Regions from separate parts of the Homo sapiens genome. Here regions 1 and 2 are each linked to region 3. A link is a loop called in an ENCODE intact Hi-C map of the cell type or tissue named here. Cell type or tissue: PC-3. All regions are shown on one strand.

What was found. Hi-C counts contacts between places; a loop is a spot of excess contacts. Peaks named below come from ENCODE experiments on the same cell type or tissue, not always from the same donor. Only the 100,000 strongest peaks of a DNase experiment are listed, where the experiment ranks them.
Region 1: it touches region 3 in a loop (2.2-fold over the local background); 7 of 110 quality-filtered maps call a loop at or near these places.
Region 2: it touches region 3 in a loop (21-fold over the local background); 18 of 110 quality-filtered maps call a loop at or near these places.

The regions. Positions count from the first base shown.
Region 1 is chr17:65,289,374-65,297,373 of GRCh38, reverse strand. No RefSeq gene overlaps it. Among named protein-coding and RNA genes, the nearest start is that of RGS9, 160 kb to the right of the region's middle. In PC-3, a CTCF peak has its summit at 3,021 (motif pointing left); a DNase peak (open chromatin) is centred at 2,983.
Region 2 is chr17:66,160,946-66,168,945 of GRCh38, reverse strand. The region is part of intron 4 of CEP112 (centrosomal protein 112); the gene reads left to right. Among named protein-coding and RNA genes, the nearest start is that of CEP112, 27 kb to the left of the region's middle. In PC-3, a CTCF peak has its summit at 3,209 (motif pointing right); a DNase peak (open chromatin) is centred at 3,205.
Region 3 is chr17:65,451,189-65,459,188 of GRCh38, reverse strand. LINC02563 (long intergenic non-protein coding RNA 2563) reads right to left here and starts at 1,648. Exons shown (of 3, transcript NR_131984.1): 1 at 1,475-1,648; 2 at 1,073-1,155; 3 at 781-800. RefSeq lists an enhancer at 2,813-3,312. In PC-3, a CTCF peak has its summit at 3,053 (motif pointing left); no DNase peak of the experiment used is centred here; H3K27me3 peaks cover 217 bases.

The sequences.
Region 1 (8,000 bases), 160 kb after region 3:
ATACATTCATCAGTATAGATTAAGTGGCATAGATTGTACTGTGACATGCTTATTTGCAGACCTGATAATATAGCATGATCCCAGAGCTAGTTATTCACACTTGACTGCCATAAAGACATTCTGAAATCAAAAGTTCTTATATGTAATAAGAACTTTTAGATTGATTCTTAAGGTTCTGCATCCTTAGATTCAACCAACCACAGACTGAAAATGTCTTTTAAAAATTCAAAATAACAATACAATAATAAAACAATTTTTTAAAATAATACACCAGGTGCAGTGGCTCACGCCTGTAATCCTAGTACTTTGGGAGGCCGAGGCAGGCAGATCACGAGGTCAGGAGTTTGACACCAGCCTGACCAACATGGTAAAACCCCATCTCCACTAAAAATATAAAAATTAGTCAGGTGTGGTGGCGCACGTCTGTAATCCCAGCTACTCAGGAGGCTGAGGCAGGAGAATCTCTTAAACCCTGGAGGCGAAGGTTGCAGTGAGCCGAGATCGTGCCGCTAGAGATGATTTAAAGTATATGGGAGAATGTGTGTAGGTTACATGCAAATACTACATCATTTTATATAAGTGACTTGAGCATCCACATATTTTAGTATCCATGGGAAGACCTGGAACCTATTCCCTATGGATACTGAGGAACAATTGTATTGGTAATCCCAACTATATTCCATGAATACTAGCTCCATGAGATATTCCAGGAAAACAAGAGTAGCATGGTTTATTCCTTTGAGAAATGCTTTTCCCTATACTGGTGTCTAGGAAAGTCACAATGTGTGTAGACATATTAAATGCTCTGAGAAGTCCTGCAACTTAAAAATCTATTAATTTTTAAAGTCACAATGTGTTTAGACATATTAAAGACTCTGAGAAGGCCGAGTGTGGTGGCTCACGCCTGTAACCCTAGCACTTTGGGAGTCCGAGGTGGGCAGATCACTTGAGGTCAAGAGTTCGAGACCAGCCTGGCCAACATGGTAAAACCCTGTCTCTACTAAAAATACAAAAATGAGCCAGAGATCACTTGACTTGGGAGATGGAGGTTGCAGTGAGCCGAGATCGTGTCACTGTACTCCAACCTGGGCAACAGAGCAAGACTCCTCTAAAAAAAATAAAATAAAATAAAAAAATTTAAAAAAAGGCTCTGAGAAGTCCTACAATTTAAAAAAATCTATGTAAATTTTTTTCTAATTCAGCATTCCCCAAATGTAATAATCCATAAGATCCTGTTTCTAGAAGAACCTATGACTATTCCTTTAAGAAACATTTGGGGAAATACTGTCATAGATTATATCTTGACATCAGGATGAAGAGTAATAGTAATTTCTTAAAGTATTTAAACTCAGGAGACCCGGTCCCTCCTTCGCTCTTAATGAGCTTATGACCTTGATAATTTTCTTTTTTCTGGGTTTTGGTTCAGCAAAGTGATCAGATTCCCCTTGTAGCCCCAACCTTCCACGTTTTCTCCTTAAGCAAAAATGAATGTAAATGATTTGGCTGGGACAGTGTGGTCTTTACAACATCATTTGGTTATTCCCTCCTGTCTCACAGTAATAGTCCTCATTTATTTAGCCCTTCACACATACTAACTCATTGGATCCTTACAACACCCTCATGGGGGGTAGTAGGCACTGTAGTGGTTGAAGTCACTTGCCCTACAGCCACATAACCAGTTATAGCCTTAGTATTTATTTAGCTTAGGGACAAAGAGCTGAGGCCTTTACTATAGCAGAGCTCCTGCTCTTTGTCCCTAAGCTACATCACCCCTGTGTCCCTTAGATAGTTGGTGTTCAATTCTAGCATCTTCTCAAAGAAGGCTAAGCCTGCTGGCCATTGGCTAACAGGCTGGTCTGCTCTCATTTCCTTCTTCAAAGCTGAGCAGTCATTTGCTGCTTTCCATCATTGGGGATCCCCTTGTCATCTATGATGCCACTAAAATAATAGCTCCACCCTGACTTGTGCCAGTCCCTTAGGGACCCCTTGAGTAACATCACCACAGGTCCTGCTGGTTTGAATAGATCTGGCTTCCAAGTTTTCCAGCTGCTGCTTTTTTTTTTTTTTTTTTTTTCTGAGACAGAGTCTCGCTCTGTTTCCCAGGCTGGAGTGAAGTGGCATGAACTCGGCTCACTGCAACCTCCGCTTCCCAGGTTCAAGAGGTTTTCCTGCCTCAGCCTCCTGAGTAGCTGGGATTACAGGTGCCTGCCACCAAGCCCAGCTAATTTTTGTATTTTTAGTAGAGACGGGCTTTCACCATGTTGGCCAGGCTAGTCTTGAACTCCTGACCTCAAGTGATGTGCCCGCTTCAGCCTCCCAAAGTGCTGGGATTACAGGCATGAGCCACCGCACCCAGCCTCCTCTTGCTTCTTTAAGGGGGGGTGAGGAGCGGGCAAGTGGGGCAGGAGCCACGCAAGTTTGCACCAGCTTCTCCTGAACATCTTGTCGAATTAATAAGAAATAACTCAGATGTACTGAGTGCTTACTAGGCGGCAGGCACTATTCATGTGGACTCTCACTTAAATAGCCCAACACCTCTATGTGGTAGTAGGGTCTTCAATTATAGATGAGTGAGTGGCAGCAGAGAGGTTGAATCACTTTCCTAAAGCCCCACAGCCAGTAAGAGCTAGAACTTCAGTGCAAACCCAGCCCCAGCCCTTCCTCCAGGGGCTGTGTACTGAACTCCTCTGTAAATCCTGCCTGCCCTCAGCCTTTTCCTCCCTCCCCACTTCTCCCCACCTTTCCCCAGCGGGAATTGCTCCACCTTCCAGCTCCTCTTCCACTGTGCAAACCTGCACTTGCCCTTCCCTCCATCCCTTCACACTTGGTCCTGCCTGCCTAGTCTTCGCTCCTCTCCCAATCCCTAAAATGCCCTCTCCTGCTTCCTCCCAAGAAGACAGTGCCTGAGGAACCCCCAGAGCCTCCCTGAGCAACCTGGGTAAGAGCTGAAGGCCTTATCTACGTCTGCTCTGGTGCGAGTCCTCGAATAGTGTGTGATGGAGACACCTACTGGCTGCTCTGAGCACAGGCCCCTGGAAACCCAGGAACGTGGCTCAGGGCCCCCATTCCACCGAGAGCCTGGTGAGCAGAACCATTTGGTAGAGTTTCCTGTGGGTTCTTCGCTGCTTTTAGGCCAAGCTGGACGGGTCCCTAAAAAAGGCCTGGGAGGACCTTCGTCTTCCTCCTGTCCTGCCCTGAACACAGAAGCAAAAGGGAAGGGGTAATTTTGACGGCAAAGCACCAGCCCCCTGCACGAGGCTGATCCCAGCTTGGCAAAGTTGCCAGGAAGGCTGGAGGCAGGGCCATTCACAGCCAAATAAACGGAGGGTGGCTTTTCTGTAATGCAAATAGAGAGAAATAACCGCTTAGGGCAGGTTGATTTGTTATTTGATGTGGGGCGTGTGATTCTGGAAGGCCCACCCTCCTGGGCACGCTGTCTCTCCTCCCTCCCTTTGAATCAGGTTTACAACTCCTCATCCAAGGCTGGCACCACTTGATGCAGAGAAATGAGGCCCCCATTCTGGTTAATTGCCATCATTTGCCGGTTCAAATAATGAGCGACAAGTTGGATGCAGAAGAGGGGACAGCCGCTTCGTAGGAAATCACTAACCTAAAAGACAGCAAAGGAGATTGTTCCTCAGATGTGCTGCCAAAGACTGGGGGCCACCATGGCCAGCAAGACCCCTATCAGCGGAGGGAAGGACATTTGGGCTGGGCCCGGCCATGCATAGTTGTGGTGGACAGCTGTCTCTACCAGAACCAACTCCCATTGGATTTGTTCTTCTGAATGGGGGCCGCATTCCCCATTAAACTAACTAAGAAATATTTCTGAATCCACAGATGTGGCATGTACAGTGTGGAGGTTTTAGGGAATAGCAAGAAGCTTAAATAGATCACCATCTCTCTCCAATGTGGGAGGATGATCCCTCACTTTAAAATACGCTCTCTAGTTATTCCAGTGAGTATATTCACATAAGGCAAGTACTTTACAAACTTAATAAGCAGTGTTTACAGAAGATCTAAAACACACAGAAGTCTTTCAGACATTTGAAGAGTGAAGAAGAGCTAAAGAAATGAAAAACATTAGCCAGGCATGGTGGCTCAGGCCTGCAATCCCAGAGCTTTGAGAGGCTGAAATGGGAGGATCACTTGAGCCCAGGAGTTTGAGGCCGGCCTGGACAACACAGTGAGACCCCATCTCTACAGAAACATTTTTAAAATAGCTGGGCATGGTTGCTCACACCTACAGTCCCCGCTACTTGGAAGGCTAAGGAGGGAGGATTGCTTGAGCCCAGGAATTCAACAACAGTGCACCCTGATCACTCCACTGCGCTCCAGCCTGGGCAACAGATTGAGACCTTATCTCTTTAAAAAAATTAACTGAACAAAGATGCAAAGCTAAGGAGTGATACAGTCTATTAAGATCAGTTTGATACCAGAGTGTCCTCAAGACAATTGGATGAACGTTCCCAATTAATTGGTGCCGACATGTCCTAAAGATAAGAAAGGTCACCATGGAAACCCTGAAGGCTTCTGGGAAGAAGAGGGATTTAAAAGGGTCCTAACAGGTAAATAGGTTTTGATGGGCAGAAATAAGGAGGGCAGGATGCCAAGTGAGGAAGAGGCGAACAGTGCAAGGAAGTGTACCCATTTGGTTGGAACAGGAAGTAAAGCCCGTGATGATGATGGCCTCCTGAAGGGGGATTGTGGCCAGTTTGCAATGGGCTTTGAAGCTCCAGCGAATGAGTCAGGGCTTCCTCCTCCGGGTGTCACGAGAGAGCCATCGAAAATTGTTAAAGAGGGGTGAATAGGATTAGAGCAATGCGTCTGGTAGTTTGCAGAAAAGATGAGAGTCAGGAACAGTGGTTGAGAAACTGATGGAGCGGTACCAGGGTGGCAAAAACAACAGGACCGCGTGACCGGGTGGCACAAAATGCAGATGCCCATGGGACAGGGGTGTGACCAGTTAGTGTGGAGGAGCAGGCTGATTGAATCCTTCCTCCTTAGTGCTTTTGATGGGGTGAAATTTCAAAGACCATCTTTCCAAAGACCATCTTTTTAAAGATCATCTGAGGATGATCAGTAAAAATCTCAATTTAGGGGCTGGGCACAGTGGCTCACGCCTGCAATCCCAACACTTTGGGAGACCCAGATGGTTGAATCACTTGAGATCAGGAGTTCCAGACCAGCCTCACCAACACGGCGAAACCCCGTCTCTAGTAAAAATATGAAAAGTAGCCAGGCTTGTTGGTACACGCCTGTAATTCCAGCTACTCGGGAGGCTGAGGCAGGAGAATTGCTTGAACCTGGGAGGCGGAGGTTGTAGTGAGCCAAGATTGTGCCACTGCACTCCAGCCTGGGTGACAAGAGTGAAACACTGTCTCAAAAAAATAAATAAGTAAATAAAATGAAAAAATCTCAACTTAGAGTGCCAAGATGCAGCAGAAGTTTCTCTAGGAATTGGGGAGGGGAAAGGCTAGGGTAAGAGAGAGGCAGCCCCAGGAAACTGACTTCACAATGTTGCCTAAAGGACTAATACAAGTGGAGGAGAGCTAAATCAGCACTGCCCAGTAGAGATCTAATGCAAGGAATGCATGTAATATTTAGCCTTCTTGGAGCCACATTTTAAAAAGTTTTAAAAAGAAACAGTTGAAGTAACATATTTTAATTAGCACAATGTATCCTGAATATTCTTTTTGACGTGTAATCAATGTTTAAAGATTATTATTGAGATCTTTTACATTTTTGTGCACTAACTCTTTGAAATCTGGTGTATAATTTACACTTAGAGTACATCTCAGTTTGGACCAGACACGTTTCAAGTGCTCCAAAGTTGCATGTGGGCCGGGAGTGGTGGTTCATGCCTGTAATCCCAGCACTTTGGGAGATGGGCGGATCAGCCGAAGTCAGGAGCTCGAGACCAGCCTGGCCAACATGGTGAAACATGGTGAAACCCTGTCTCTATTGAAAATACAAAAATTAACCAGGCATGGTGGTGGGCACCTGTAATCCCAGCTATTCAGGAGGCTGAGGCAGGAGAATCGCTTAAACCTGGGAGATGGTGGTTGCAGTGAGCCGAGATCTCACCACTGCATTCCAACCTGGAGGACAGAGTGAGACTCTGTCTCAAAAAAAAAAAAAAAAAAAGTCACATGTGGCTAGTGGTGACTGTATGAGAGAACACTGAGCTAACCTCTACAGTGTTGTTTCTCAAACCCAGGTGATTTGGCTCCTCTCAAGGACATTTGGCAATGTTTAGGGACAGTTTTGGTTGCACAACTTGGGATGAGGGGTGCTACTGGCATCTTGGGGGTAGGGAGCAGGGATGCTGCTGAACATCCTACAATGCACAGGACAGACCCCTACAACAAAGGATGATCTGGCCCCAAATGTCCATAGAGGCAAGTCAGAGCTCCACATAATGCTAGAGGAAGCGAGTGCCCCATGCCGTGTGGTCAGGGAGATGCCACTCAGACACTCCCACTGGAACCCAGGTCTCGCCTCAGACAGGGCAAGTTTCCAGGCGCCAGTGTCAGAACTTCCTGGTGCTTTGTGATATGGCACGGACTACACCCTGATAAGACAGATTGTGTTTGTAATGATTTTAGTCCTGCAATTACTCTCACTCCACCCCACCCAAACCTCAGCATTGCAATTGCCACACAGTGTAGTTCCCATGCAGGGCAAGTGTTCAATGAAAACGATGTGAACAGTACCCGCTACAGTTGTGCGGTATACAACCTATGCAACTGTACCTGGCAGCTTCACTCCCAGAAACCAGGGGATCATGCCTCATCATCACAGCAGACCTTCCTAGTTTTCTTCTTGGCAATGCCCATGTTTAGAAGCCACAAAGAAGTAGAGCAACTGATGGCCGTGCATGTACTAGAAGAAGGCTTTCACTGTCAACTTGAGGGCTGGGCCTTAACCAGAAATTGAAAATGCTACTGAATTTCTACCCAGGGTTTCTTCTTTTAAGACAGGGGCCCTGGTCTTTTTATAAGGACAACCTTTCCTTCCTTTGTTCCTTCCTTCCCTTCCTCAGAGTGTTTATTGTAGTGCAAAGTTATGCGCTAATCAGGGGGTTGGGCTAGGCCTCTGTGCAGATAAGGGCAGAAAGATCATTGCTGGTTGCATGACATCTGTGCAGGAAATCAAGATAAACTCCTACTGTAAACAGCAAACTTTTCAGTAGAACCAGTTCAGTTGATGTTAACAGGTGAATCCAATTAAAAACAATCCATCATCAAAAAATAAGAGATGAAGCAAAGTATGTATATAGCATGGTGATTATGAGCACTCACTCTGGAGCCAGCCTTCCTGGATTAGAACCCAGGCTTTTCTACTTGTTAACTGTATTACCTTAGACAAGTTACTTAACAGCTCCATGCCTCAGTTTCCCTATTTGTGAAATGGGATAATAATTCCTAGCTCAGAGGGTTGTAGTAGGAATGTTAACAAATTAATACATGTAAAGTTCTTAGAATCCTGTTTGTCATTGAGTAAGTGTCCAGTAAACATTACCTTATAAGTTAAACAGGTGTTTGGGTTTTTTTTCCACCGCAGAACTTCTCAGGGCCTTTGACGTGCTTATGGGCATTGCAACCTGCCCTCTAGGTGAGGAGCAGGGTAAAGTATGTACGATTCCTAATCTTTTTTTTTCTTTTCTTTTCTTTTTTGAGAAGGAGTCTTGCTCTGTCGCCCAGGCCGGAGTGCAGTGGTGCAATCTCGGCTTGCTGCAAGCTCTGCCTCCCGGGTTCATGCCATTCTCCTGCCTCAGCCTCCCAAGTAGCTGGGACTACAGGCGACCGCCACCACGCCCAGGTAATTTTTTTTGTATTTTTGGTAGAGACGGAGTTTCACCATGTTAGCCAGGATCTTGATCTCCTGACCTCTTGATCCGCCTGCCTCGGCCTCCCAAAGTGCTGGATGATTCCTAATCTTATTTGACCACTGTTTTGGACTGGGCCCTCTAGAAAGCAAAGCCTGAAAAAAAAAAA
Region 2 (8,000 bases), 710 kb before region 3:
CCACACCATGCAGGCCATGTGGAGAAGCACAAGGGTTGGTCAGGAGGCAGAAGTAGCAAGGAGAAGCATGGGTGAGAGCCTTTTTATATAGTGGTGGGATGTTCCCTATTGGACAGAAAGTGAAATACCGATGTTGGGGTTTGTAGTTGGAGGGTTTGTAATATAATTTCCAAGTGCCCACAAAAAGACAGGAATGGTAAGGATGTGGACAACTTTGGCTGTTAGTTTGGTCCATGATTTCAAGATGCCAAATTATCAGTTAGAATATCAAGAAGGATTATTATATGCCTGCATCTGTTTTGGGCTATTATGGACTCCTAGGTGAGAAATTGCTTTGTTGGTGGAGTTATTAGTTGGTTCAACATCTTGTGCAATGGTTAAAAATATATATATATATACACACACACACACATATATACATATATATACACACACATATATACATATATATACACACACACATATATACATATATACACACACATATACATATATACACACACATATATATACATATATATACACACACACACACATATACACATATATATACACACACATATATATAGGTTATTATGGCAAGATCTAATAGGATAAAGTTAAAAAGAAGTACATAAAGTATAGGAAGCTTCCGTTTGTGTTTGTGTATATGTGTTTTAGAGGCTCTGTGGATACATATGTGTTCGTGTGCAGGGAATCTTTCTGGGTACCACACATGAAACTGTTAAAGGTGGTTAGCTTTAGGGATTTGGACTAGTTTGGAGTGTACATTTAAAAACGTTCTTGTAAAAAAAATGTGTCTATGGTATTTCTAATAATCACACTCTTATTTTGATAGATACTGTTCAGTTGCCTTCTGAAATATCATCTTGTTAAAATGTTTGTGCATACACATTGCAAATTAATAAATTTGTATAACAGATATATATACATTTAAACATAAAAATAAAAAATTTTCTAGTAAATAAATGTTTGTGGATTCCACTTGTATTTCTAATTTGTGAAAGCAGAGGCCAAGTGAGGCAAGTCATACCATTTATGGATCTCCTACTGCATGCTAGGTACTGTTCTAGAAATCTTTTCCAAGTCATCAGATTGAATCCTCTCTATAGTCCAGTGAGGCTGACATCATTGCCCTTTTGTATTTATAGACAAGATAACAGCTTCAGGAAAGTCCAGTGACTTTTCCAGTGATGGATCCAATATTGGAATGCAGGGCCTTATGATTTCACACCCATGTTCTTTCTAGTGTATCATATAGGCATAAGTACTTTATGCAGCAAATATGGAAATTTCAGTTTTATCTGTTTTTTTCCACTTGTGCTGCGTCAGCAATCCTGGGCAGCTATACCTTTGTTTTTGGTTATTTCTAGGTTGAGCTGAAAGAAAGCAGTTTGCCTTTGTTCACATTCCACTTCTGACACTTGGCAACCATCTGTCCTCAGGCAAGTTACTTAATTTCTCTAAACCCCAGTTTCATCACTCGTAAATGGAGATAGTGGTAGTACTAACTTCGGGGTTAGTACTACCACTATCTCCATTTGCAAATGGAGTTGTAAGGACAAAGTGAAATAAGACGTGTAGAGCCCTTGACAGAGGGCCTGTTAAGTGTTAGCTGCGGCTACCACCATCATCACTGGTATGGTGATCATTATTGTAATAGTTCATCAGGGCCTTGCTTGTTAGATTGTTTGACCATGCTTTTGCTTCCCTAATTACTAATCCTCCCAAAGGGTATTATCTTAAAGTCTGTTGGTCATTAATTATTTTCAGTTACTAAAAGTCATTTTGTATTCCCTGAGAAAAATAAATTATGACTCTGCAGAAAGGTTATGATTGTAAGTATGAATCCTGCACAATATCAAAATAAAGAATGGTAATTCTATTTTAAAAGAGGCTTTATAGGAATCTTTAAACAATGTAATAGGCCTCTTTTTCAAGGATAGAAGGAACACACAGTGGCTGGCCTCATTGTTTACATTTTTTCACGCCATATATTTGAAGCTGCCTAAGTAACTGTGTGTTTTTTTTTTTTTTTTTTTGAGATGGAGTCTTGCTCTGTCACCCAGGCTGGAGTGCAGTGGCACGATCTCGGCTCACTGCAACCTCTGCCTCCCGGGTTCAAGCGATTCTTCTGCCTCAGCCTCCTGAGTAGCTGGGATTACAGGCGTGTGCCACCACGCCTGGCTAATTTTTTTATTTTTATTTTTAGTAGACACGAGGTTTCATCGTGCTGGCCAGGCTGGTCTCGAACTCCTGACCTCAGGTGATCCCCCTCCCTCGGCCTCCCAAAGTGCTGGGATTACAGGTGTGAGCCACCGTGCTCGGCTGGTAACTAATATTTTGATTTTAGTTCACATCATCTATATATTCTTCATGCTTTATCTCAAAGAACACAAAAGTAATAGGTTGTATTCTTGCTTTACAATTCTGTGAAAAATGTTTTGAAGCTTCTTGTTAATGGCTTGTAGTAATTTTATGTCTTTTCAGTGAAGTATACGTGGTCTGGTAGCTTATCACCAAAGTGCAGTGAGGTTCTGGGATAGGGAAAGATGTAAAAAAATGATTTAATAGCACTTATTATTTTTACTGAAAACTTTGATTAAAAGTTAGGGTAGGGTGAAGAGGAGTAATGTTAAATAAACCCTGACCTTTAAACACTGCTTTACAATGGAAGAAACACGTTGCTTCTGCTTATTTGAGAGGAATTTATTGATGAAAAAGAAGGCATTTAATTAGGTGCCATTTTATTAGGAGCCTACACCAGATTGCTTAGGATTTCTAGGAGAGTGCAAATAATTATTATTAACTACCTACTATTTTTACCATATCAGATTTAGGCTAATTTTATATAAATTATATTTATCTTTTAACTCATGTTGGGTCATCTAAATAATACATGTGTTCATACCTGTAAGAAAGAACTTGGAGAATAATTATCCTATTTTAAATAATTATAGAGGACTATAGTTTTTACATCTTTGCTTTAATGAGATTTTGCCATGGGTTATTTGATGCTAGATTTTAGTTTGGAATGAAGATTCTAATTATGGTCCTGCCCTTATGGAAAATGTGACTTGCTTTATAATGATCCTCTTTATGATATGGTTTTCCAGGAATGCATTGTGGCAAAAAGCTGGGATTCTGTATGTCTTACCCCAATATAGCTAGCATTTCATTTGTGTGTGCAGTTTAATAACATGGCCAGCAGATGGTGATCAAGTATAATGAAAACCCACTTGTGGTTGAAGAAGTTAATCTATGTGAGCAAACATTTTTCACTTTAAAAATATTGATTTAATTTTTTAGTCTGGGCATGCAAAAGAATCTTTTTACTTTGTTAAACTCCACTTTTATATGTAAATGATACTATATAACATTATAAATTGCTCCTCCTGAAATTGTTGGATAATTTAGCAAGGAGCCAATCAATACCTTTCCTTCTTAGTAAAACCTTCTTAAATATTACCTGCCAAAAGTACATTCATTTTATTTGTGAATAACCCTGATGTTTGGGCAGATATGTGTTCTACAGCAGTACTGTTCAATAGAACTTTCTGATGGTAATGTTCTATAGGCGGCACTGTCCAATACAGTCGCCACCAGTAAACGTGACTATTGAACACTTGAAATGTGGCTGGTGTGATTGAAAAACTGAATTTCTAATTTTAATTAACTTAAATAGCCACATGTGATTAGGGGCTACTGTGTTGGGCAGAACAGTACCAGATCCGAATCTTCTGCTTGGCCATTGCAAAACCTGACTGACCAGATGGAGAGCTGGTGGCCTGTTCTCTGTCTCGGTGGGGATGTGGGGTAGGAATGGGGACTAGGGCTTGGGTGCTGGTGCATAGAAACTGGCTCTGCCACATGGGAGACCTTTCTTCTGTGCTTACTTGCATTTCACGGGCAGCTCCCTTTTTTGGTGATGATCACCCATGATCAACATCTAGTTGCTCTTGGTCAATTTCTGCTGTCAGAGGAGCTCCTACTAACAAAAAAGAAACTGTTTATAAATAAATATACACACACACACACACACACACACACACACACACATATATGTGTGTATATATATATATATTTTTTTTGAGATGGAGTTTCACTTTGTTGCCCAGGCTGGAGTGCAATGGCACGATCTCGGCTCACCACAACCTCTGCCTTCTGTGTTCAAGCAATTCTCTGCCTCAGCCTCCTGAATAGCTGGGATTACGGGCGCCTGCCACCACGCCCAACTAATTTTTGTATTTTTAGTAGAGACGGGGCTTTACCATCTTGGCCAGGCTGGTCTTGAATGCCTGACGTTGTGATCCATATGCCTCGGCCTCCCAAAGTGCTGGGATTACAGGCATGAGCTACCATGCTGGCCATTTTTTTTTTTTTTTTTTTGAGATAGAGTTTCGCACTGTCGCCCAGGCTGGAGTGCAGTGGCGCGATCTCCCCTCACTGCAACCTCTGCCTCCTGGGTTCAGTGATTCTCCTGCCCCAGCCTCCCGAGTAGCTGGGATTACAGGTGCCCGCCACCACGCCTGGCTAATTTTTGTATTTTTGGTAGAGACGGGGTCTTGCTATGTTGGCCAGGGTGGGCTCCAACTCTTGACCTCAAATGGTCCTCCCGCCTTGGCCTCCCAAAGTGCTGGGATTACAGGCGTGAGCCACTGTGCCTGGCCAAATCTGACTAATTTGACAATCTTTTATACAATGGACACTTGCTGATAGACACTTAACCTTGTACTCTAGAAATAGGACTGCTACATAAATGAGAAGTGAAAACTGCTTGTTAGAGTACACAATAAAATACAACATTTCACACATATAAAACCTCTTAGCTACTCATTAATTTTCAACATTAATGTGCTAATTAAATGTCACTCTTAGGTATTTACTAAGATGAGGCCAAGTGGCAACTATTTGTAACTGGGATGGAGCAGCTTTGAAAATAATGGTCCTTGGGCCATTTAGGCTTTTTTCTCCCCCAGTAAGTCAGCTTTCTGACAATTTAGTCACATTTCTCTTTTTCTTTCTTTTAATGAGTGAGGCTTTGTAATGACATCTTTTAATTTCACAAGTTTCTGTTTGTCAGGTAATATTGAACAGTTTGGGTTGTCCTTTTTAATAAACAAAAATGGATAACAGCTTATATTTTAACATTTAATTTTAATGAAATTTAAATATTGAGTGTTCTAAGTCAGAGATATATTAATAAACAATGATTTAAATGTACGATTTTTAAATTTGTTTTTATTTTTAAGTTTTAAAATCAAGTGTGCCATTTTAAAGTAAGTAGTTGGAAATACGAAGTCTTAAAGTGTTTATGGATCTGTGCTCACCTTTTTCTAGTTTTGTTAAGCATCTCATTTTTTTTCATTTAGTTTTCTTTTTCTTTCTAATAAAGTTCTTTTTGAAAAATTAAAATAAGTATGTTGTGGATTTTTGGAAGTTATTTTCATTTTTTAATTTTCAGCATTATTTGATACTTTACTGGATTATTAATTGTTATTTATTTTTATGTTTCATAAGTATATTTAGTAATATACCCAAAGAAGACTGTTCTGCAGATGGTATATAACAATATTACCTGCTGCTCAGATAAATGAAAAGACAGAAAATCAGAAGTTCTCATTTTGGTTTTCTGATAATTTGTAATTCAGTAGTTGTATTACTCTTAAAATATTTTACAGCTGTGAAACATAGCATGCATGCAAAAAACATGTACAGTGCATAGGTACACTTTAAAGAGCCACTAGAAGATAAGCATTTCTATACTTTCAACCTAGCCAATAAATAGTATATTACAGTTCTCCAGAAGACCGCTGGGTACCCTTCTCCGATTGCCTCTTCCCTTTGCTTGAGAGGAAATTACTGTCCTGTATTTTGTGTTAATCAGTTATTTACCTCTCTATTTTGAATTTCATGTAAGTGGAATCATACTGTATATATTATTTTGAGACTTGCTCCTTTAACTCATCATATTTTTCAGATTTATCCATGTTAATAAATATAGCTATAGTTCATTCTTTGTCTTTTGGTAAAATGTTAAAATCAAAATACAACACACATACAACAAGACACATCAAAGTGTAAAGCTTGATGAAGTTTTACAAAATGTATATATCTGTGAAATCTCTTTCCAGGTCAAGATAGAGAATATAGCTACCTCCCCAGAAACTCTTTCTTGCTCTCTCCCAGTCATTTATCACCTCTTGAAGAAGGAACCACTATTCTGTATTATGTTACCATAGATTCGTTTTCATTGTTTTTGATTCATAAAGCGTGTTCCCTTTTGTTTCTGTCTTCTTTTGCTCAACATTATGTTGTGAGATTGATCCATGTTGTTGCATTTAGCAATGGATTTTTAAAATTATTGTATGAATATATCACAATTTATATATCCATTGTACCATGGTTGGACTTTTGGTTTTTGACATTACAAGTGATTCTACTGTGAATACTCTTTTACATGTCTCTTAGTACACAAGTATACACATTTTTTTGAGTGTTGACTTAGAAGTGTAATCATAGTAGGCACTGCTGATAAAATTTCTCAAAGTGGCTGTACCAGTTTACATTTCCACTAGCAAGATTGAAAGTTCCCATGGCTCTCCATCCTTGCTGAAACTCGGTTTGTAAGTTTTTAATAATTTTAGCAATTCTGGTATGGCAGATGTATAGTTTGAATTTGCATTTTCCTTCATGACTAATGATATCAAGATCTTTTTTAATGTTTATCGATGATTTGGATATCCTCTTATGTGAAGTTTCTGGTTGAGTCTTTGATCTTTTTTAAGTATGGAAAAAATGGTTTGTCTGTCTTTTCACTGTCGATTTGTCTTTGTATATTCTGGATACTAATTCTGTGTTGAATATATGTATTGCAAATATCTTTTTTCACTCTGTGGCTTGCATTTTCACTTTCACTTGTGTCTTGGTCCATTTCGTGCTGCCGTAAGAGAATACCTGAGATTGGGTAATTTATAATGAACAGAATTTATTGACTCACAGTTCTGCATCTGATTTTTAAGAAAATTATACTTTAAGTTTTTTTTTTACAGTGTAATGTGATATGTATTTACTTATTTTTAAATTCGTGCAGAGTTTTTTTATTCTTTTTTTTAATATACTTTAAGTTCTGGGATACATGTGTAGAATGTGCAGGTTTGTTACATAGGTATACACATGCCACGGTGGTTTGCTGCACCCATCAACCCATAATCTACATTATGTATTTCTCCTAGTGCTATCCCTCCCCTAGCCCCCAATCCCCTGACAGACCCGGTGTGTGATGTTCCCCTCCCTGTGTCCATGTGTTCTCATGTTCAACTCCCACTTATGAGTGAGAACATGCGGTGTTTGGTTTTCTGTTCTTGTGTTAGTTTGCTAAGAATGATGGTTTCCAGCTTCATCCGTGTCCCTGCAAAGGACATGAACTCATCCTTTTTTTTATGGCTGCATAGTATTCCATGGTGTATATGTGCCACATTTTCTTTATCCGGTCTATTATTGATGGGCATTTGGGTTGGTTCCAATTCTTTGCTATTGTGAACAGTGCAGAAATAAACATACGTGTGCATGTATCTTTATAGTAGAATGATTTATATCCTTTGGGTATATACCCAGTAATGAGATTACTAGGTCAAATGGTATTTCTGGTTCTAGATCCTTGAGGAATTTCCACACTGTCTTCTGCAATGGTTGAACTAATTTACACTCCCACCAACAGTGTAAAAGCATTCCTATTTCTTCACATCCTCTCCAGCATCTGTTGTTTCTTGACTTTTTAGTGATTGCCATTCTAACTGGTGTGAGATGGTATCTCATTGTGGTTTTGATTTGCATTTCTCTAATAACCAGTGATGATGAGCTTTTTTTCGTATGTTTGTTGGTGGCATAAATACCTTCTTTTGAGAAGTGTCTATTCATATCCTTTGCCCACTTTTTGATGTTTTTTTTTTCTTGTAAATTTCTTTAAGTTCCTTGTGGATTCTGGATATTAGTCTTGT
Region 3 (8,000 bases):
AATGCCTGAAAAGCAGAGGCTCAAACGAGATGTAAATTACCTCCAAGAACAGCCTAATAAGCCATTAATAACCACCGAGTCACTCCCTGTGAACAATGTGTGTACCTAAGGATTGAGAACTATTGTATCCTCAGAACCTCTTGGGAGATTGGGGTTGGAGTGATCGTGGTTCGGTCAGTAGATCTGTCTGCATCTGGGGACTAGCTCCAGAGCTTGCTCTTTGATAGGAGATCCTGGGGATCCCCTCTGGAAATAGACTTGCTTTCTATCAACACTGCACTCACCTGCAAACAAATCTAGGTTGACAAAAGCAGCAATTTCTGGGCAGTCTCTCTGCTCCATCTGGTGTTTCTCACCTCATTTTTTTTGTTTTTTTTCCTCCCCAGATCATTTTACCTCACTCACTAGCAAGGAGGAGGCGGTGTAGGTTCTTCTCTTTCCTTTTCCTTGGGTGCTTGGCATGGTGTCAATAGCATAAGTTAAAATTCTAGGCTCATAACAGCTTTCTGCAGAAGGGTCTCAATCTCCTTCCTTGCCTCTATAGGGTCTGCTTGGGGTTTCATTCCACCTGTTGTCCTCACCCCAGGTCAGTTTCCGGGGTGAATTTCAGATCCGTATGATTTCCCATAGGGTCCAGTTCTCCCCATCTAGAACAAAGGTCTGGAGTGGTAAATTTGAAGTGGGCTGGGTACAGTGGCTCACACCTGGAATTCCAGCACTTTGGGAAGCCAAGGTGGGTAGATCACTTGAGGTCAGGAGTTCGAGTCTAGTCTGCCCAACATGGCGAAACACCATCTCTACTAAAAATACAAAAAATTAGCCGGGCATTATGGGGTGTACCTGTAGTCCCAGCCACTCGGGAGGCTGAGGCATGAGAATTGCTTGAACCCAGGAGGCAGAGGTTGCAGTGAGCTGAGATTGCGTCACTGCGCTCCAGCTTGGGTGACGGAAGGAGACTCTGTCTCAAAAAGAGAAAACTGGCTTTGTCTTATATATGGCCCCTCTCCACACCCCTCCAGGCCAGAGAAAATAAAACAAAACCCCAAATGCTTGAAGTGGTTATGGCACTCACAATTCCCAACGGCCACTGGGTTTTCCTTCTGATCCTTCACGACTGATAACGTTAATTGCGCCTCTCATCCACAGGTGTGCTTTCTGGAGGGTTTGGAAGGAGTGGCGTGAATGCTGACAAGTCACTGGGGTTTGGTTCCAGCAACTCTTTTTAAGGTGAAAAGAGAACCAGTGTTAGAGTGGCCCCCAAGCAGAGATAGAGCCGAAGTGAGCACAGGTGGCCCTGGGACAGGTGGGGTGGGAGGGGTTGTGCTGGCAGTGGGGCTGGGGCGGCAGCTCTTCAGGGACAGGACCTGGGCTCAGCTAGAGGATGCCAAGGCCAGTGCCAAGGAGTGAGGAAGGAGCAGAGAGGAGCCTGGCAAGGTGTTCACATCCCCGTGAAAGCCAGAGGGACCAAGCTTGCCTTGAATGGAGCTGGGCACCGCAGGGCAGAGGACGCTCAGTTTCCACTGCATGTCTCCTTCTGGGAATGAGGTTTCTGACAATAAAGGACCACCCTCGCAGTGGCGCTGCACTCTAGACAGGAGTCCTCATAGAATCCCAAACTCTCAGGGAGGGTGATCAACTTATCCTGGTTGGGCCAGCACATTCTGGGTTTTAGCACTGAAAGTCCCACCTCCCTGAAACCCCCTCGGTCCTGGTGAGCCGCTTGCTCACCCTATGATCAGGTGTCCCCACCCCACTCCCCACCCCAGGAAGGAGCTGCAGAAGCAGGTGTGTCACAGAGCAGAATTATAGGAGCCCAAACTTACCTTTGCAACATCTAGAGCAGGTGGAGTTGGGCATTTTATCACAGAACCCAGCTGTGCCCTCATTTATAAGCGAGAGAGGGAAGAGAAAGAAAAATCCCATGTTGTTCTTTGGAATCCAGTGCCAAGTTTCTAGTCCTAAACACACACACAGTGTCCATGCAATGTAGGTGCATTTTTTGTTCAAACACCTGTCAGGCAATGTTGGGTGGTAAAAACAATACCTCTTCATTAGGCCCTGAGCACCTACTGTGTGCAAGCCACTGTTGCAGGTGCCTGTCATACAGGAACACATTTAATTATCAAAACAATTCCATGAGATGAATAAGATGTTCTGTTTTCAGCTGAGAAACTCAGAGAAGTGAAGACATTTGCCCTGGTAGCAAGTGGCAGAGCTATAAATAGAGGCAAAAGCAAAAAATAGAGGTGGAGGTGCTGTAGAGACACAGAGAAGCGCATGGAATGATTGCTATGTAGGGTGAGTGGGGCGCTCCTGCTGGCATGTGGGCTGGGTGGGGGTAGTGGGGTGCAATCTTTTCATTTATTTAACAAATACTTATATAGTGCTTAACTTGTTAGGTACTGTCCTAAGAGGATGAACCATTCTAAACTCATTTGATTCCCATAATCAACATTCATGTAGACGATCTTTTATGCCGTAAACAAGGTCTTCTCAACTGAAAGCAATTTTGCACCCCAGGGGACATGTGACAAAGTCTGGAGACAGTTTTGGATTGTCACAATGTGTGGGAGAGTGGGGGAAGTGGTACTGGCCTCTCTGGGCAGAGGGCAGGGACACTGCTAAACATTCTTCAGTGCACAGGACAGCTCCCACAACAAAGCGTGATCCAGCCCAAAAGTCAGTAGCACTGGGGTTGGGAAAGTCTGTTGTAACTAATGGGAATGACTGGGGCTCTGGGAGGTGCAACCTGAAAACGGTCAGTGTCCACGGCCCCTTCCCTTCTCCAGAATAAACCTGGAGTGGTTTTTCTATTGGTTTACTTCTTGCTGTCTTTTCTAGGGTTCGCCCCAGAGTTTAAGATCGACTTTTTAGTTGCAGTGCAAGCAGCTGCAGTTCTCTGGCAATGCCACCCGGCTTTGTTCTGGTTTGTTAAGACAGTGAGCTGGATTTTACAGTTATTGCCCTTGAAAGCCCCATAAATGGCATTCGCAGCATTAGTGGGGCTGGGGGTTGCCAGATTGGTAAGTTTAACTTTGAGGGATGGCTAACACTCCAGTGCCCTCTAGGGTTCATCTGGCTGCTGAGTTGCCCAAGCCTTTACCAGGTTGCAGAAAAGTTGGCCACGGATGAAATCAGAGTTCAAACAGGCGTGAGGTGGAACCTGAGCAGCACCTCTGAGCTTGTGTTGGCAGGCTCCTCACAGCAGGCCGGTATCTGCTCTGAGTGGGCAGGGAGGACGCCTGGGGACCCCAGCCTCCATCCTTTCCTTCATCATGGACTGTTATTTTTAACTCCAGGGGATCTGAACTAGCTGATGTTAAAACTGAAACTTTCTCCTTGGGGAAGCTTAGCTGCCTAGGCCTGGAATGGGTTTCAGAGGTCATGCCATCTGGTCTCGCTGCCCAGTAGGATTCTCCCTAAGCAGGATCGGTTACATCATTTGCAGGGCCTAGCACAAAATGAAAACGTGAGGCCCCATATTGAAAAATTATTAAGAATTTCAAGACGGCATTTCAAGAGCAATTTTTCACGCTCTGAAGTATCAGAGCATGAAACCAAGCACACGGCCCTCTGAGTGTGAGGCCGTGTGTGACTGTACAGGTTGACACCCATGAAGCCAGCCTTAACGCCATGTTACCCTGTGGTCCCTGACACTATGTACAGGCTTGCCCAGGATGGGCTTGGTTTACTCCTGTTATGCCAATGTCATTATTGGGTGCCCCTTCCACTCTCAACACTGTCCTGGTTTAGACAACAAATTATATTATGTGGTAACCTTATAATTACATGACAACCTTCTAGGTAATTTCCTCTCATCCTATCTATGTTGTAATGTCACACAATGTCCAGCCGTTGCATCATTTTATGTAGGGGACCAAGTGATAATGACCTTTTTTTTTTTTGTTTGCCATCATGGTTTACTGAACACACATGCATGCACTAACTCACTTCATACTCACGGTGATATCAGAACAGGGGAGTATATATTTGCAGTTGAAGTAAGTGCAGCTTAGACAGGGTAAATGGTGTCAAGTGGCTGGTGAGTAGCAGATCTAGGACCTAAGCCACGATAGTATACGATTTCCCGCTGGAGTGATCAGTGGCCCCAGTTTGCCTGGGAGTGATGAGGTTCTCTGGGCATGGGACTTTTTAGTTTTAAAACTGGATAAGTCTTGGGCAAGCTTGGACAAACTAGTTACCTGATTCCAAGTCCACCCCATCTTGCAGCTTTCATGAATCATTTTAAATAACTTTATATTAAACATTTTATGAGAATTCTAAGGTTGGACTTCCCTTTAGTATTCAGAGGATTCTGTCATGACTGGCGGGTGGAGTATAAAGGCAAGATGTTCAAATCCACAATGATTCCTAGAAAATGTTTTACTGTATACCTATACCCTCCTGCACTTTCGACTCTGTGTGTGTGTGTGTGTGTGTGTGTGTGTGTGTGTGTTGTGTATGCACATAAAATGCATTTTTGGAGTCCTGCTTTGTAATAGTTTTTCATTTATAGCAGAAGTCAGTAAACATTAACATTAAAGAACCAGATAGTAAATATTCTTTGCTTTGCAGGCCATAAGGCCTCTGTTGCAACTTCTCAACCTTGCTGCTATAGTACAAAACCAATATGAAGAGAAATGGACGTGTCTGTGTTCCAATAAAATTTTATTTACAAAAATAGTTGGCAGGCCAGATTTGCCTGGCAACCCATAGTTTTCCAGTCCTTGGTCTGTAGCATTTATATTATATAAATAATATAATTTATATTATATTATATTATAAATTATAATATTTATAATGCTCATGCCCGGCAGGCATGAGCCACTGCGCCTGGCCTGAGGCTGGTTAATTTATAAAGAACAGAAATTTACTTTCTCTCAGTTTTAGAGGCTGGGGAGTCCAAGATGAAGGCTGGTGAGGGCCTAGTCTCTGTTTCTAAGATGGTACCGCGTTGCTGTATCCTCTGGAGGGAAGGAACGCTGTATCCTCATGTGGGGAAGGTGGAGGGCAAGAGAGCTGACTGCTATATAAAGCTTCTTTTATAAGGGTCTTAATTTCATTCACGAGCAAGAGACCCTCAAGACCTAATCACCTCTTAAAGGCTCATACCTGTTAACGCTAGCATACTTGCCATTAATTTTTAACACCAGAATTTTGGAGGGGACACATTGAAACTGTAGCCTGTAGGCCATCAGAAATATCCAAAATGATTTGTTAACAGATGCAAAGCGGGTTACTATCTCCACGGCCATAAAATGTTACATTTGGAATCATATTTTCTGCAGGGTGGACAACAATTAGCAACAATTAGGGCAAAATTCATTTGTATTTCTATGAATAAGATTGATTTGAATGACTGCCTTTTTTTTTTTTTTCAACTTGGAGAGTTGCAAAACAGCCTCATCAAAGACAATGCAAGGTGGAGACACCTATAGAATCAGATTACCTCAAAGGGCCCACTAGATGCCACGAAGCATTCCATGCAAATGACATTCCATACCCCTTTGCTCATTTCAAAATCTTTCGTTATTGTCTCTGACACAATAGTAAAATTTTACCACATCATTTTTTTAATGGCTGTGTGGTACTCCATTGTACTGAACTACTCTATTTCTCAATATTTAAAGAAAGCTACCATGAGCATACAGATGGATAGACATATTTGTGCACATTCCACATCCCCCCCTCCCCACCAAATCCCTAGAACTGTAGTTGCTGGGTTTAAGGATATATTGACTTTTAAGGCATTAAATACACATTGCTCTGTTGCTCACTTGGTAGCCGTGTTTGAAAGAGTGTCCATTTTGCCACATCTTTGCCAAAACTGAGAAACAGAGTCTTTTCCATTCTTTTTCATTTTAGCTAATTTGAAAGGGGGAAAAAACTGTCTTTTTTTTTTTTGAGACAGAGTATCACCCTGTCACCAGGCTGGAGTGCAATGGCATGATCTCGGCTCACTGCAATCTCTGCCTCCCAGGTTCAAGTGATTCTCCTGCCTTAGCCTCCTGAGTAGCTGGGACTACAGGCACGTGTCACCACCCCCAGCTAATTTTTGTGTTTTTAGCAGAGACGGGGTTTCACCATATTGGCTAGGCTGGCCTTGATCTCTTGACCTCATGATCCACCCGCCTTGGCCTCCCAAAGTGCTGGGATTATAGGCATGAGCCACCGCGCCCGGCCTGGAAAAAACTGTCTTGTTAAAAAAACCTTGTTTTTAAATCAATGGCTTTCTCTCTCTACACTCTCTGCATGGTGTCATATGGGCCCATAACTCCCAATCCACCCAAGTGGGTAGACGTCTCCATTTAGATGTTCAATGGACATCTCAACTCAACCAGTCCTAAATGGAACTCTGCATATCTCCCCAAGGAGCACCCTCCTCAGCATGGTCCCCATCAGCCCTTACCCATCTCATGCTATGGCATTGCCATCCATCCAGTTCTTAGCTAGGAACATGCCAGCCGTTCTTGATCTATTCTCTTCCTTTCCAGTTTGTTTGAACATTTCAGCAAGATGGGTCCACTCCTTTTCCAAGGTACGTTCAATAGATCTCCATTTCTTCATCTCCGAAATGAGGGCGATAATAACAGTAAGCAGGTCATAAGCCTGCCCACTTCTCTGCTCCCCAGGGCCACCATTTGCAGTGGTGGAAGCCACTGTCCTCTCTCATCAGTCCCCTTATGTTGTCTCCTCATTTCTATTTTTGCCCCTTCACAACCCTGACACAAGAGTGACTTTCAAGTAAGTAAGTCAGATGACATCATTTATTCACCCCTGTTATCTTCTCAAGTTCCTTGCCATTTACACCATCTGGTTCCTGCTAGCATCAGGACTTCACCTTACACGCCCCCCCGCTTTGAACACTACTGTACCCACATGGACTGTTTGCTGTCCCTCTGTGTGCCTAAATGGATTTCCATCTTTGAGAGTGTCTTAGTTTGGGTTGCTATAATGAAAATGCCATAGACTGAATGTCTGAAACAGTAAACATTTATTTCTCACAGTTCTGGAGGCTGGGAAGTCCAAGATCAAGGCATTGGCAGATTTGGTGTCTGTGAGCATTTTCCTCCTTGTGTGTAGACAGCCACCTTCTTATAACCTCACACAGCCAAGAAAGAAATCAGCTCTTGCATGTCTCTTCTTACAAGGACACTAGGTCCAATTCATAAGGGATCTACCCTCATGACCTAACTATCTCTCAAAGGCCCCACCTCCAAATACCATTACATAGGGGATTAGGTCTCAACATAGAATCCTGGGGTGACACAACATTCAGCTCACAGCAGAGACCATGTTTGCTGTTCACCCTGACTGGGATGCACTTTTACTATCTCTTCATATAACTGGCTACTGCTTATCATCTTATTCTAGCTCCAACAGCAGCCTCTTCTTCTGCCAGATCTTCTCTGACCACATGCTCATTGCCCCCTACCCAATTACTCTCCCCTACTGAATCCTGATTCGCTTCCTTCATAGCATTTTTAAAATTTTGTATTTACTTTCTTTGCTTGCCTGTATGACACCTGTCTTTCCCAAGTAGAATGTGAACTTCCCAAGAGCAGGGTGTCTTGGCTCTTTTGATTGTGGCTTTATTCCCGATGATTATAGTGCTGAGCCCAAAGAAAAGAGTCAACAACTGTTTGTGGATGGAATGGATGGATGGATGAACTGAGTAAAACCTCTCTTCTGCCTCACCGTTGGTATCTTAGTTTTATCTTCTCCCACTTCTTTCAGTCTTTGTTTAGTCAGTCAGTAATATTTATTGAGTGTCTGTGGCAGACAGAGTTGAGGCCTAGGATATGGCAATGACCAAAATAGATAAAACCCTGCTTCTGTGGCATTTATGTTATGGTGCTCCATTTGCTTCTGCATATTCTTGTTGATCTTTCTGGGAATCTTTTGCATTGGGCAACATTGTCCTCTTCCTTCTTTGCCCTCTGTGTCTCTACTTGTTTTCTCTCTTGCCCTGCTCTTTGCCTATTCCTTTGTCCCAGAGG